Regions from separate parts of the Homo sapiens genome. Here region 1 is linked to region 2. The links are chromatin contacts, found by Hi-C in ENCODE. All regions are on one chromosome and are shown on one strand. The core of a region is the stretch at or near the end of the contact, and the rest is flanking DNA. Distances in the headings are between cores, read along the strand shown. Region 1 overlaps DNAJC8 (DnaJ heat shock protein family (Hsp40) member C8). Region 2 overlaps FGR (FGR proto-oncogene, Src family tyrosine kinase).

What was found. Hi-C counts contacts between places; a loop is a spot of excess contacts on that map. Pooled maps may share reads with other maps.
Region 1: a loop to region 2 is called in a map with no recorded cell type, with 19 times the contacts of the local background. The contact joins two enhancer-like sites. A Hi-C loop is called at or near these places in 5 of 37 single-sample maps with no recorded cell type and 4 of 50 pooled maps.

What each region holds. Positions count from the first base shown.
Region 1 is chr1:28,198,372-28,201,071 of GRCh38, forward strand. It overlaps DNAJC8 (DnaJ heat shock protein family (Hsp40) member C8), which reads right to left. Exons shown (of 9, transcript NM_014280.3): 9 at 1,907-2,700. Among named protein-coding and RNA genes, the nearest start is that of PTAFR, 23 kb to the left of the region's middle. RefSeq lists a silencer at 1,294-1,623. Within about 2 kb of position 1,347, at least 6 of the 41 ENCODE cell types and tissues checked have a DNase peak (open chromatin) inside an H3K27ac peak, as active enhancers do.
Region 2 is chr1:27,630,372-27,633,071 of GRCh38, forward strand. All of the region lies in intron 1 of FGR (FGR proto-oncogene, Src family tyrosine kinase), which reads right to left. Among named protein-coding and RNA genes, the nearest start is that of FGR, 3.5 kb to the right of the region's middle. RefSeq lists enhancers at 1,531-2,031, 1,540-1,589, 1,720-1,859, 2,260-2,309. Within about 2 kb of position 1,325, at least 25 of the 41 ENCODE cell types and tissues checked have a DNase peak (open chromatin) inside an H3K27ac peak, as active enhancers do.

The DNA of each region.
Region 1 (2,700 bases), core at 97-2,596, 570 kb after region 2:
GCGATCTCGGCTCACTGCAAGATCCACATCCCGAGTTCACGCCATTCTCCTGCCTCAGCCTCCCGAGTAGCTGGGACTACAGGCGCCTGCTACCACGTCCGGCTAATTTTTTGTATTTTTAGTAGAGACAGGGTGTCACCGTGTTAGCCAGGATGGCCTCGATCTCCTGACCTTGTGATCCGCCTGCCTTGACCTCCCAAAGTGCTGGGATTACAGGCGTGAGCCACCCCACCCGGCCTTTCCAGCAGGCATTCTTTCATCTTTACCAACTTAATTTTATTGGAAACAGGTGCCCAATCCCAAGGAGTAAGGCTTGGTATATTGCCTGTCTGTTCTTCGCAGCTCTCCCAGCCAAACTTACCAAGAGGGGTCCCTGTGACCCATTTTCTAACCAGTGACATCTTCTGGGAAAAATTTTGCTCCCTGGATGACTTATTTCTGTTTGGTAGTTGTTATAAGATGTGGTGCTAGAAACTTCTTGCAACTATGAGATGCCAAACCCTCCACAGAGGACGGAGAAGCATAGTAAGAGCCTGTTTCCCTGGAGGTATTACTGAATGAATGATTCCACCATGAACAATACCTGAAACCACCTGTCTCCACTTATGGAAGTAAAATATTCCTCTAATTCTTTTTGCCAGTTATTCCTTGCAGCCAAAACACTCCTAACTGATGCATCAGCCCCTGGGTTCCAGTTTTTAAAAGGGCCACTTTCTTCAGGAAACATTCCCTGGCTGCTAAAAATGAGATCAAGGGCCCCCTTCTCGGAGCAGTGGACAGTCTTCTTGCCCGTGTGCCCCAGCTGTGAGGCAGGCAACAGGGGTCCTGCAGTGTTCACCACTGTATTTCTAAACCAGCATATTTGTTCAATGAATAAACACACCTGATATGATTTGGATTTGTGTCCCCACCCAAATCTCATGCCCAATTGTAATCCCCCACGTTGGAGGAGGGACCTGGTAAGAGGTCATATGATCCATATGTTTGGATCATAGGGGCCGCCCCCTTTGCTGTTCTTGTGATAGTGAGTTCTTATCTATCACTATCCAGATAGTGAGATCTGGTTGTTTAAAAGCGTACAGCACCTCTCCCTGCGCTCTCTTCCTCCTGCTCCGGCCATGTAAGACGTGCCTCCTTCCTCTTCACCTTCTGCCACAACTGTTAAGTTTCCTGAGGCCTCCCCAGCCATGCTTCCTGTAAAGCCTGTGAAACCATGAGTCAATTAAACCTCTTTTCTTTATAAATTACCCAGTCTCAGGTAGTTCTTCATAGCAGTGTGAGAACTAACACCCATAGCTAATTGCTGGCACAGCCTCCTTGAGGGCAAAGGTAAGTTTGCAGATAGCTGAACTGAACCACCACCACTTAACCTCTAAGGAAGCGGTGTGTGCACCCACATCCTGGACTGAAATGGGGTTGCTTGGCTTTGCTTGGCTAGAAAAGATAATCACTGCCCCCCTAGTCAGGACTGCATTACCTCACGGCATGTATCACTTTTGCAGGGCAACTAAACATTTTCTCCCCCTGCCTTGGTCCAGTTTTAGCCAGAAGCACACCCACCCACCCACCCACTCATCACTGTGCTCTACTTCACATGTGGTTTGGATGTGCTCAGTGGTACTTGGAAGGACAGTAAGACACCCAAGCCTCTGTCCTCTCCCACAGAGAAATGAAAGTTGCACTTCTCATGATACTAAAAGACATGGTGCCTTTCGTAGTCATTGTGCCTGTTTACTCATCTACAAGACATTGCAAAAAGCAAAACTCTAGTTTTGAGTCACCTAGTTTCCTGTATCTTCACATTTCAAGTGTCACCTTTCCCCTTCTCACTTTGGGCCCCTCCTGAGGGCTGATTCTGTCCCTGAAAGCAAGCAGGACATTTAAGCATAGACTGTGAGCTGGACGCTTTCATATATTACTTCATTTAATCCTCAAAACAATCAGTATCTTCATTTTACACAGAAATAATAGGATATTGGCAATACCCAAGGAGCACTATGGTAGTTACCTTGTATATGCCATGGCAAATCTGCCCTAAAAGCTGCTGCAGTAATTCATATTCCCATTTCATAGATGAAGAAACTAAGGTTCAGCCAGGTCTGTCCAACCCCAAAGCATTTTGGGGTTCAGCCAAGCCAGACAAGGGACCCACAAGGGAGAGTACAAGGAAAAGTACATCAATGGCTTGGGTATAAAAATTTATTATACATAAAGAATATTACCACTAACAAATGCAGACAGGCTAGGACATGGTACTGGGTGGAGGACGGCTAGCTCTTTGGAAAGTGAAAGGTTTGGGTGGCGTGGGCCTCATGCCACACTGATTGGTCAGTAGACAGGGGGCACATGCCAAACACCACAGGGCATCAGATGCTGCTCTGTGTGCTCACAAGTGTTCCCTGTCTTATCTGGGCCTTCGAAGGGAGCACACCCAGAAGCGAGCAACTGAAGCGAAGGGGCTTCCTAAGGTGCCCCTTCCAGGCTTGTCTCTGAAGTCACAGCAACACTGTTTTAAGCAGTATGTTTAATTGGATGATTTCCACAAACTATCCACGAAGTTTCTAACCATCACAATTCAGTGAAGTACAAAACACTGAGTTACAGGCTGTGGGAAGAGAAGGCAGCACCAATGGTGGCACCTTCTAATACTGGTTGTTCTAGGGGCAGGGAGAGGGAAAGGTCTTTTTTTAAACCAAGCCC
Region 2 (2,700 bases), core at 75-2,574:
GCTCATCAGCTATCATTAGTGTTAGTGTATTTTATGTGTGGCTCAAGACAATTTTTCTTCTTCCAATGCGGCCCAGGGAAGCCAAAAGATTGGACACCCCTGCAATAACGTGTGTCTCTTAAGGAGCACCTAGTGTTCTCAGCCCTGTGCCTCATGCTCTAAATCCTTGATACAGCAGGCAGGGCGCAGGTGGGGGGAGGGAGGGGCGCAGGAGAGAGAGAGAGAGAGCCATATCTGCCCAGATTTTCTCAGGCAGTCGCTGAATCTGAAGAAGCCAGGTCTCTCTTTTCTCAGCACTGAACTTCGCTGCCTGCTAATACCAGAAAGGGGGCAGCTCAGAGAGTAGCCACAGCATCATTCTGGGCACTTGGTTCTGTTTATAAATATGTCTCTTGAACATCTGGTTTACAGGAGTCGCCTCCGAGATCCCCATCAGGGTCAAAATCAGGTTACAAGTATCAAACTGAGGTCCAACCCTGGACCGCAGTGCTCCTCACTTCAACATCTGCCCTGTGGCCCTCCCCAGCTCCATTCTTCAGTAGCTCTATGACCTTGGATCTTTGACATAAGCCTCTGAGCCTTAGTTGTTGCATCTGCACCTTCTGAGTAGTTGTTGTGAGGGCTTCATGACATGTGGCTCTTGCCCGATGTGCAGTGGCCAAGTGTGACCAATAACCAAAACCAGAATGGCCCCCAGGGACCATTTACCACTCCACCTTCTCTTTTGCATAGGGGGAAGTTACTTTCCCAGGATCACACAGCCAGACAAGGGATTCAAAGTCAGGACTATTAATTCAAGTCCAGAGTTCTGTTCCCTCCCCCACTGCTGTGTTCTCCAAAGCCTGAGCAGGAGATCATGCTGTTCCTAACTAGTGAATGTCATACTTCCGGTCGAACACACCACCCCTGTCATATGGCAGCTGGTCACCCAGCAGGGAGGGACCCTGCCTCCCACTCACCCCTACTGCTGGACATAGGAACCCCAGGTCCACCCATCCTTTTTCGAGGCCCACACTTCCCAAAGCTATGCCAGTTCTTTGATGTAGACACAGGATGTCCTGCCCCCGCAACCCTCACCAAGTATCTGTGGGATCTAGAGGCAGATTTAGGCTCAAATTCTAGCCTGCCTGACAACTAGCTTAAGGCATTGGGCAAGTCAGTTCATCTCCCTGAGCGGCAGCATCTTTGCCTATAAAATAAGAATACAAATGTCCACCTCCTGGGGTTGCTTCTCAGCATCAAATGGGGTCACATCACTGAAAGCATCAGACATACAGTAAGTGCCCAGTGAACTTTCACTTCCCTCCTTTCCCTTGAGGAAGGTCCTCCGTGGCAGTGACGGTGTGGGACCAGAGGGTACAGAACTGGGCAGGGCTGAGAAGAAAGAGAAGTTCCCAGGGTGAGGTGAGAGGGCTGAGCTGGCCCAGCCGCCTGGGGGATTTCATCAAAAGGGAACCGGGACTTTGGGCAGGGGCAGGAAACCACCATCCTGCAAGAGTTCCGGCTTCTCCTCCAGGCTCTGGGCTGGCCGGGGGCAGGCCAGGGCTGGAGGGTCAGGGAGCAAGGCTGAGGTCTGCAGGTGACTCCCATCCCACTGTGCCGCATCTCTCACTAGGCCCTATCCCTCAGACCGGGCGGGCTTCCATCCCTCACCCTCAGTCCTCTCACCGAGACCCTCCACCTGGCTGAATGCCAGTGCCTTTGCTGAGGCCCCCACTGCTCATTAACTCCCTTTCTTTCTTTCTTTGTTCTTCTTCTTCTTCTTCTTCTTTTTTTTTTTTTTGAAACAGTGTCTCATTCTGTCGCCAAGGCTGGAATGCGATGGTTCGATCTCGGCTCACTGCAACCTCTGCCTCCCGGGTTCAAGCAATTCTCCTGCCTCAGCCTCCTGAGTAGCTGGGATTACAGGCGTCTGCCACCATGCCCAGCTAAATTTTTGTATTTTTAGTAGAGATGGGGTTTAGTCATGTTGGCCAGGCTGTTCTTGAACTTCTGACCTCAGGTGATCCACCCACCTCGGCCTCCTAAAGTGCTGGGATTACAGGCGTGAGCCACCGTGCCCTGCCTTCATTAACCCCCTTTCATCTCACACCATCCTTTCTTGAGGCCTCGAAACTGCCTCCTGAAGAAGACATACCCACCCAACCCTGTCTGACTCCACCACCACCGTGGTGAGGCCAGGTGTGTGCAGGATCGGGGGTGGCCTTTACCCTCCATGTGGTCCCGAGGCCATTAGCAGTTTTTTCCACTTCTTGTGGGTAAAAGTGGTTTTCCACCTGTTGCTGAAAACCACCCACCAGCCTCTAAAACACAGCTCTTTAGATGCCATCTGGCCTGGGACTCAGGATTTTCAGGAGATGGAAGCCATGGCGGCGGGGGGCGGGGGTCCAGGGGCAGCCAAGGGATGGGAGTCTAGATTTCACAGTGTGGCCAGACAGGAAGCCCCCTCCCTGGTCCCTCAGGGGAGTGGGGCGGTGAGGGGGACATCCTGCCTTTTCCCACCTTAGGTCAGCCCAGTCTGCTCTGCGTGGGAAGAGCCCTGGCCCCTACTTCCCCAGCTCTGGGGTTCCCTACCCAGCCTCCTGAGGTCTGGCCACTTCCTTTGCCACATCAGCCCCAGGTGGCTGCAGAGATCACCCAAACATCCACTCATATGCTCAAGGGTTCATGCTCATTCACTCAGAGCCCAAAACATACAAA